2 separate regions of the Homo sapiens genome follow, and region 2 is linked to region 1. Evidence: read pairs that join two places in POLR2A ChIA-PET (ENCODE). Cell type or tissue: MCF 10A. All regions are shown on one strand. Each heading gives the region's core, and the rest is flanking DNA. Links, peaks and the distances in the headings are about the cores only.

What was found. Peaks named below come from ENCODE experiments on the same cell type or tissue, not always from the same donor. Only the 100,000 strongest peaks of a DNase experiment are listed, where the experiment ranks them.
Region 2: POLR2A ChIA-PET joins it to region 1 with 5 read pairs; 1 of 35 experiments calls an interaction of 5 or more read pairs at or near these places.

What each region holds. Positions count from the first base shown.
Region 1 is chr11:57,276,022-57,281,089 of GRCh38, reverse strand. LOC107984364 (a long non-coding RNA gene) reads left to right here and starts at 4,765. Exons shown (of 3, transcript XR_001748067.3): 1 at 4,765-4,800. In MCF 10A, for the core only: a CTCF peak has its summit at 3,054 (motif pointing right); DNase peaks (open chromatin) are centred at 1,219, 1,789, 2,759, 3,069 and 1 weaker place.
Region 2 is chr11:57,070,816-57,075,883 of GRCh38, reverse strand. The region is part of intron 6 of LOC105369309 (a long non-coding RNA gene); the gene reads left to right. Among named protein-coding and RNA genes, the nearest start is that of OR5AK2, 84 kb to the right of the region's middle. In MCF 10A, for the core only: no CTCF peak of the experiment used is centred there; DNase peaks (open chromatin) are centred at 3,073 and 3,873.

The sequences.
Region 1 (5,068 bases), core at 604-4,603:
TCTCAGGACTCTTTTCTGAGGGCCCAACTCTGTGTCAAGCTCTTTATCTACTTATGAAATGTCACTCTTGCTATATGGATAGAGTATAGTATGATACTTAAAATGATGACTTGGGCATAGTGGCTTTGCCACTTGTTAGCTTTGTGACAATGGAGAAGTTGTCTGACTTCTTTGAACCTCTGTTCCTTCATATCTAAAAATGGCATAATAAGAAATCATTCTGGATTTGTCCAGGATTGCAGTGAAGACTAACAGAGATATTAATGCCTGTACAGCATTTGCTTAGTACCTAGTAAGCCTTCAATAAATGTTAGCCCAACAAAAGAAAACAAACTGGGGAAGGGAAGAGTGAGGGCAGCTTACATGATAGGCATTATTATTGAATTTTTTAAAAGATGAGTATAGGCCTGAGGTCATAGAACTGATAGATAGAAGGGACGTGGTGCCAATTTGGGTCTGTCTGTTGCCAAAGCTCATGTTGCTTCTGTTCTGTCTCTGTCTTTAGAGCAGGTGTCTGTGGGTCTGGAGCCCATGTGTGACCTGGCAGAGTTTATGCCACACCCGGCCTTACAGCCATACCTGGTGGTAGTAGAGCTGTGTTACTCTCCTTTGTACATGGTGTCAGCCGGTTACAGTGTATCCTCCAGCTCCAATGGGCCTGGCCATGCTGGCCACTAGCAATGAGCTGCTGCCAGGACTGAAGAGCCCTCTGGGCACTGAGGGTCGCAGTACAACACAACTCTCCTGCCTCCAGCCTCCAGAGGTCCTGATTTTGTTTTCCTTCTGTGATTCATACTGTTGGGAATACAGGGGCTTGGAAACAGCCCTTGCCTCAAGCAGATGTACAAAGAAGAGCTTGGTTTATTTTACTTTTTTAACAGATTTATTGATAAATAATTTACCTGCCATATAAGTCACCCATTTAAAGTGTACAATCCAATGGCATTTAGTATATTCAGAGTTGCGCAACCATCATCACAAGCAACTTAAGAACATTTTTATCAGCCCATAAAGACACCTTGTACCCCTTAGCCATAATTGTCTGCCCCCACCCCCAGCCTCACACCTGCACCAGCCCTAGGGAACTGCAAATCTACTTTCTGTCTCTATAGACTTGCCTATTCTGGACATTTCATTTCATTTCATATAAGCAGAATTATGAAATATGTGGTTCTTTGTGACTGCTTCTTTCACTTAGCATAATGTTTTCAAGGTTCCTCCATGTTATAGCATGTGTTGGTTCTTCATTCCTTTTTATTGCCAAATAACATTCCATTGTATGACTATAGACATCTTTTTTTTTTTTTTTTTTTTTTTTTGAGACAGAGTCTCCTTCTGTTGCCCAGGCTGGAGTGCAGTGGTGCAATCTCAGCTCACTGCAACATCTGCCTCCCAGGTTCAATTGATTCTCCTGCCTCAGCCTCCTGATAGCTGGGATTACAGGCTTGTGCCACCATGCCTGGTAATTTTTTTGTATTTTTAGTAGAGATGAGTTTCACCATGTTGGCCAGGCTGGTCTTGAACTCCTGACCTCAAATGACCAGCCCGCCTCCGCCTCTCAAAGTGCTGGAATTACAGGCGTGAGCCACCTTGCCCTGCCGACTATAGACATCTTATTTGGTGCATATTTGGGTTGTTTTCACTTCTTGGCTGTTACGAATGATGCTTTTATGGGAACTGGTGTGCATGTTTTTGTGTGGATATATGTTTTCATCTCTTGGATATATGTAACTAGGAGTGGAATTGTTGAGTCATACTGTAACTCTATAACTTTTGGGAAGCCTCCAGGCTGTTTTTCAAGAAGTTGCATCCATTTTCCATTCTCCCCACCACCCCCTGGAAGTGTGTGAGGGTTCTGGTTTCTTCACATCCTCACCAACACCTGTCTTTTTGATTTTAGCTCACCTAGTGCGTATGAGGTCACGTCTTTATCATTTTGCTTTGCATGTCCCTGATGGCTGATCATGTTGATCACCTTTCCATGTGCTTATTGGTTTTTAAAAAATGTCTATTCGGACCTGATATGGTTTGGATCTGTGCTCCCACCAAACGTCATATAGAATTGTAATCCCCAGTGTTGGAGGTGGGGCCTGGTGGGAGGTAATTGAATCACGGGGCCAAATTCTCATGAATGGGTTAGCACCACTCCCTCGGTGCTGTTCTCCTGATAGTGAGTGAGTTATCGCGAGATCTTGTTTAAATGTGTGTAGCACCTCCCCACTCTCTCTCTTCCTCCTGCTCTGGCCATATGAGTTGTTTGCTCCCCCTTTGCCTTCTGCCATCATTGAAAGCTCCCTGAGGCTTCCCCAGAAGCTGCTATGCTTCCTGTGTAGCCGGGAGAACCATGAGCCAATTAAGCCTCTTTTCTTTATAAATTATCCTGTCTCAGGTATTTCTTTATAGCAATGTGAGAATGGACTAATACAAAACCTTTTGCTGATTTGTCTTTTGATGATTAGGTTGTAAAAGTTCTTTTTTTTTTTTTGTAGAGATGAGGTCTCACTATGTTGCCCAGGCGGGTCTTGAATTCCTGGGCTCAAGTGATCCTCCTACCTTGTCCTCCCAAAGTACTGAGATTACAGGCATGAGCCACAGTGCTCTGCCAGGTTGCAAGGATTCTTTACATATTCTCCATACTAGTCCCTTTGGCTGGGGTATTTTTAAGGATCTTTAGAAAGGTCATGTCATAACTTCCTTGTTCCTGTGTTTACTGGCTGAAGAATTGCATCAGAAACAAATCACTGGCTCTCATTCCACGAGGTGGAGCTGACACCCCTTGAAAGCACCAGCTGACATGTATTCCTAGTGCTGGTGAAGACAGACAGGATCCTTTTGACTCCCTTTCCCCTTTTCTCTCTTTTTGGCTTCACCGAAATCAGACAACCTCAAGTGAATAGAGTGGAGGGCACGCCAGGATCCCCTGCGGGATTGTTTCAACCCCCACAGTCTCGCCTGCCTCCAAGAGTTGGATATGTTTTCCTTTTCCTTCCCTGCCCCCACGTCCCACTTTCTTTTGAAAACCACTGTCCCAAGGAATACTTTGGAGAGTCATCCTGGCATGGCATGAAATGGCCTCTGGGTGGCAGCAAATCTGAGACGAAGACCTGGGATTGGCGGCAGGGACCAGTGCCGAATCTCAGACAAAGAAAAGAACATTCTCTTCTCGCTGGCAGTTGCACGTGAAGCCGGGTTAGGTGGTCCGTTTGTTCTCCAGCTGAAGCCAAGAGTGTCATGTAGTGAGACACGATCATGCCCTGAGGGAGGAAGGAAGGAATAGTGGCATCTTTTTGTCTCCCAGAAAGATCTTGGCAGCATCATTCAGTGTTTATTAAGTTCTAATGTTGAGCCAGGCATTGTGCTAAGAATTTTATATTCCTTGTCTCATTAATCCTCACCATAATCTTATGGGTTAGGTACAGTGGATCGTTATTTTCCAAATAAGGAAAGTGAGCGCAGGTAGATTAACTTGCCAGCTATCACCCAGCTAGCAGGTGGCAGAACTGGGATTAAAACCCAGGCCATCTGACTTCAACACCTGTATGCTTAAACAACTCCCTCTTGGTGCACAGAGCACCCAAGCTTTTGAATTCAAATCCTATGGATGTTCATTTTCACATTGTCGATTTCCATAGAAATTTGCATGAGACACAGCTGAACTGTAGAAGAAAGAGCCCCTAGCATGTGTTAGAAAACTGGCACTGAGATGTATTGCAGCACGCACAGGTTTTGAGCGACTTTGGTCAATTACATCATCCTTCTCTAAATTTCCTTATTGCACAATAGAGGTAGAGATAGCATACCCACGTCATAGGGTTATTGTGAGGGTCAAATGAGATGATTGCTGTATGATTTGGAAAATCTAAAATTTGAAAAGTCAGGGATTGTTATTCTTACTGCATTGTTCAGTTAATTCAGGTCAAATCCTGTAATTAACAGCCATAAACTTAGATAACAAGAGTTCTGAGTCTTAGCCAAGAAGCTTAGGGTTGGCTTACTTGTGAGCAATATTCAAGACAATAGACATGGGGTACCACCCAAGTGTTGGGTGCTTTGTACCTGGTTAATTCTGGAATCCTATCCATCTCTCTCCACTCCCCAGCCACCAGCTTGAATCTTGGCTCTTTTTTCCTCCCCCACCCTCCGAATTTGTACTGACTGGGCTGGCTGAGCCTTTATCTTCTGCATGACCCCTGGCAGGAGTGTATGGTTCTTTGTGGCAGAGATGGGATATGTTCGCCAAATGTCCACACACTAATTAGTTGGGTGAGTGAAATGTGAGCAGGAGTGACATGTGTTCCCTTTAGGCTGAGGCAGCAAAGAGCCAGTGCTCCTCTTCCACTTCTCCCTTCCCCTGTTAGAGGCCTGCTATCAGATGGAAGAGGGCCACTTGCCCCACATTAGTCCATAACATGAGTAGGACATAAATCTTGGTTGTGATAAGCTACTGAAATTTGAGGGTTTATTTGTTCAGAGTGTAACTTAGTGTTACTTTGATGAATGTATTCCTTGATATGAGTCTACAAAGAGGTGAGGAGGAAGACCTTATTCCATGAATAAAGATATGACATGTTCAAGGGAGAAGGAGAAAATTGGTGTAGACAGGGCTGAGGTTCGTGTTCATAGGGCCCTAGAAGATAGTGGCTAAGGTCACACACTTTGAGTTGTGGCTCTGCCATTGACTGGCTATGTGCCTTGGACAAGTTCCTGTCTCTGAGCCTTGGTTTCCTTCACTGTAAACTGTAGACAATAACAGCATCCAGACAATGGAATTGTGGAGATTGAATGAGTACTTAGCTCAGGGTAAGTGCCTGGATAAGAATTAACCATGTTAAATGTCAGTCATTGTTATAATAACAGAGGGCTGGGAAACTGATTTCAGGACAAGAAAAAGGGCTTTCTATATTTACAGTAATCTGGAGCCTAGGGTGGTAAATATGAGAAGAGGAGATAGAGTGTTCTGAGGGCACTCAGAACCAATTCATCCACCTTTCATTGCACTCCTCCATCTGTCTATCCATTCATCTATCCATCCATCCATCCATACATCCGTCCATCTGTCCATCTGTCC
Region 2 (5,068 bases), core at 636-4,635, 210 kb after region 1:
AGCCAATTGGGATTCTCAGAGAGAAAACAAAATTTTTTTTCTTACTCTATCTAAGGAAAGCTTTATTTCCTTTCTCTTTTTAGGTATTTAAAAGTAGAGTTTTCCATTCCTTCCAAAAAAACTCCTACCAAACACCCCAGGGTTGTTCCTGACTCCCATGGCTCCAAGAAAATAATCACAGTGGCTCAAGTTGTGCACTTCTTAATTTTGGGCTTATTAATTTTAATGACCACAGGTGGGACGCTGAAAATTGAGAGCAGATTGTGTTTTGTCAAATCCAGTTCCTTTTCTGAGTCTATCTCTTTCACAAAAAGGTAAAGGAAAACAGAACCCCTCAGGCTGCCAATTCCTCGTGAGAACATTCCTGCAAAAAAATTTACACACATACACATCTTTCAATAGTAAAATAATCTATAGGTAAATGATTAGAGAAAGAAATTCTCTAAGGAAATATATTTGTGAACATGGTTCTGCTAGAGATACAGCTGATTTACTTTATTCTTTAGTCTAGTTAACATCTCCATGGATTGAGATACAGGCTCAGCTACTACAACAAAGCCACACTAACAGTGGTTCAAAGACATAGAACTTTACCCCCATCTCTGGGCATGGGTAGTTGAGAGTCCACTGTGTTGCTGAGAATCCTTCTACCTTGGGGTTTTACCATCCTCAGTCTATGGCTTTCATCTTACAACCTAGATGGCTCTTCACTCTATACTAAGAATTTTCATAGCATTTTTGAGTATATTTTCCCAAAGAATCCTCTTAACAATCATTTTTGATAGGTTATTACAGCCTCTGTGTTATAGATGAGGACACGAAGGCCCTATGAGATTTAGTGACTGGACTGGTTGACAAGAGGCCCAGACAACTGATTTGGGTCTGGGGCCTCCTCCTCAGTGTAGACAGTGGTTTAGCTGCATTAATCAGACTGGCTCTGGCCTTTACTGTAGCTATGAATAAGTTGTTATAAAAACATTGACCCTAACAGTAGCTATATCTGGCTTAGTCTGAGAATTTCACATTTAAAAGGGAAGATAAAAATGTCCTCCAAATGAGCTAATCATCTCATAGTTACTCAGTTGCTGCAGAAAGCAGGCTTGGTGAACTCTTTTAAAATGGCTCACTTTAGCCTTTTGAATCACCTTTTTGGGCACCTAAGAGTCTTCCTAATAGATACTTACAAGAATTAAACTCTGACTTCCTTTTACTTTTCATATAAAAGGTCTTTTATTCTCTATTTTTGAGTACTCCCTTTGGTACACTGCTTTTGGCACCTCCAGCTAATCTGCTGGACTGTAAGCCCCATGAAGAAAAAAGTTATGTTTGTCTTGCTCAATTTTGTGCCCATACCTAGCCTAGAATGTGGCACAGAGCATCCATCCCAAAATCATTTGTTGAAGAAATTAATTTTTGAAAATTGTGTAGGGAGTGCCAGGTAAGAATTTATGATACAGACAGAGTTGAAAGAGAATATTGAGAATCAGAGATGCAATGCAGGGTAGTGGAAAGAAAACAGAATGATATGAAAAAAACACCCTGAATGCCTAATTTGGCTTATGATTCTCTGGCTCAGAGGTCTTGGGAAAGCCATTCGACTAGCTTGAGAATCATTTTCCTCATCTTTAAAAGGGGCCAATGATACACAGTAGATTCATAGAATTGCTACAAGGGTCAGGTAATGCATGTAAAAACACTTTGCATACTTCGGGCACTCTATATATCTTTGGTGCAGAAATGAAGGAAATAAAATAGTTATTTTATTGTGAGTTGAAGGAGGTCTTTTGATTTGGAAACTAACCAAGTAGAGGACCCTTCCTTAATCACTGGATTCTAATTTGTTGGAACATCTTGAGGTTTGACGTGGCACATTCACCAGTTGATGTCAAGGTAAAGAACATGCACCTGAAAAGTTTCACATGTTTTGTTAGGGTGGCCACATTGTCTCTTCTGTTGATGACTGAAATTGCTGGGGGCAATGGTGGGAGGGAGTAAGGCCACAGTATGCTCTTGACCTCTTGATTGAAGAAGCCTGGCTGAGATGGCTCTCAGCCTGAAGAAACCCCAAACAAATGAGCTCTGAGGAACCCAGGAACATGCTGGCTGTAGATTCATGAACTCAGGTAAATGGACATGTGGAGCAATCACTGGGTTGGGGTCTGCAGCCCCTCAGGACTGCTGGTTGCTGGAAAATGTGGAATAGATGCAGCTGAGGTAGCTAGTTGGGTTTCTCTGAGCTGGGGGATAATCTCCTTTCAGAAAACACTTAACTCTTGGGAAACAGGTGGCCAAGGGACACCTGAGTTCATGAAAGACAGCTGGGACCATTCCTTGTGGCTTATAAAGAGTTTCTGGAACTATCTGGGGAGAAGGAATCCTGGAAAAAGAGGAAGGTCTTGAGTCCTATTTCTGAAATCTTACTTGAATCCTGAGAAAGTAATTTTCAAGGTCTGGAGACAAAATGGGGCAGACATAAAAGGCTCCAGTGACTCAGAAAGGGCAGAGGACAAGATGGATGGTTCTGGAGCTTTATATAATCTTGGACTTCTGTGGCACATGGATAGGAATGGGATGCGGTGTAGTTGTGTAGTCAGTAGATAAGATCGCAAGCTTTAGAGTCTAAGATGCCTAGATTCAAATATAGGCTTTACCTCTCACTACCAGCACAATCTTAGGTATCTCTGATATTCAGTTTTCTTACCTGTAAAATGAGGATAAATGTTAGCTCTCGATTGAGTACCTACTATGTGTTGGAGTCTGTACTAGGCTCTTTACTTACATATCAGATTTAATTGAAAGTATGAACTTCATATAGTGCCTGTGAGGATTTAATAATATCATGTATGTAAAGCACCTATTTCAGGCATTTACTAAATGCTTAATAAATGTTTGCTATAGTCATCACCATTATTTACTATTATGAAATTTTAGATTTCAGGCTTGGTGCCATGGGAAGCTGTAGTTAAACTTGAAACTGATGTTTTCATAAGAACAGTTTCTGGCCTTCTTATAATCTTCCTTATATTTGAGTCATATCCTTGAGAATTTGTTGGAGCTCAGTTCTCTCTGTTTCTCCAGTCATGACTCATTAGCCAGAGCATACTTCTTTCTGAAGGGTTTAAGAGGCATTCTTGCCAGGAGAAAATGTGATTCCAATAAGTCTGACATACCACAACAGGCCCAGATCATCACCCAGAGACTCACCCATTAAGAGAGAGAGGGAATAAAGGATTGATCTGGGTTTGCCTTAGGTCAAGATGTCTAAAAGATTCTTTAGTGTTCTGAACAGTTGACAGCCTTTACCTCAGATAGTATTATGAGTTGAATTATGTCCCTGGAAAAATTCTTATGTTAAGGTCCTAAACCCCGGTACTTCAGAATATGACCTTGTTTGGAGGTAAAGTCTTTACAGAGGTAATCAAGTTAAGATAAGGTGTTTAAGGTGAGCCCTAAATGCCATGTGACTGATGTCTTTATAAAAAAGAAACTTGGAGACTGACACACATACAGAGAAAACACCATGTGGACATGAAGATGGTTGTCTATAAGCCAAGGAGAGAGACCTGAACCAGGTTCTTTCCTCACAGCCCTCAGAAAGAACCAATCCTCCAACACCTTGCTTTCAGACATTCAGCCTCCAGAACTGTGAGACGATACATTTCTCTTGTTTAAGCACCCAGTGTGTGGTACTTTGTTATGGCAGCCTGAACAAACTGATAAAAGATAGCAACATTTTGGCTATGTTCAGGCCATAGGTGTTATCCTCACAGGGCTGGAGTGGTTAGGGAGGGGTGATGGGTAGAAATGATCAGTCATTCCTGGAACACAAGTTCCAAATTTGGATTTCACTTCCACTTTTAGGACAAACATGAATTCCAGAAAGTGTTTGCAAGGCTCACTTCCCTTAGCAAGGGAGAATGTTGACTCATATTAAAGTTAGTAAATAAGAGGAATAATAAGTGTTTTCAAGGACTAGGAATTCACCAAAATAGATTGTGTAAAATGGCCAGCCTGAGTCATTGATACTGTTTTTTACAAATTTATTTATTTTGTAACTTAACAGATACAATTGTATGTATTTATTGCATACAACATGATGTTTTGAAGTATGTAAACATTGTAGAATGGTTAAATATAGCGATTAACATATGTATTGCCTTACATAGTTATCATTTGTGGTGAGAACACTTACTATCCACTCTTTTAGCTTTTTTTCAAGAATACAATATATTATCATTAATTATAATCACAGTGCTGTACAATAGATCTCTTGAAATTATTCCTCCTAACTGTAAGTTTGTATCCATTGACCCATACCTCTTCAACCAATCTTCCCTATAACTGCCTCAGTCTCTGGTAACCACCTTTCTACTCTCTATTTCTGTAAGATCAACTTTTTTTAGTTTCTACATATAAGTGAAATCACGTGGGGTTTGTTTTTCTGGGCCTGGCTTATTTTGCTTAACACAATGTCTTCCAGGTTTATCCAGTTTATCTCAGTTAAAAGGATTTCCTTCTTTTGTATGGCTCAATAGTATTCCATTGTGTGTATATACCACATCTTCCTTATCCATTCATTCATTAATGGACCCTTAGTTTGATTCCATATCTTGGCTATTGTGAATAAGGCTGCAATAAACATGGAAGTGGAGTTATCTCTTTAATATATGATTTTATTTCCTTTGTATATATACCCAGTAGTGAGGTTGCTGAATCACATGGTAGTTCTATTTTTAATTTTTTGAGGAACATCCATAGTGTTTTCCATAATGACTATACTAAACTATATTCCCACGAACAGTATGCAAGTGTTCCCTTTTCTCCACATCTTTGCCAACACTTACTATTGTTTGTTTATCTTTTTGATAATAGCCATTCTGACAGGAGCAAGATGATATCTCATTATTCTTGTAATTTGCATTTTGATTTGCATTTGTTGCTTAGCAATATGGAGCATTTTTTTCATATATCTGTTAACCATTTGTATGTCTTCTTTTGATAAATGTCTATTTAGATTCTTTCCCCATTTTTAATTGTGTTATTTGTTTCCTCTGCTATTGAGTTGAGT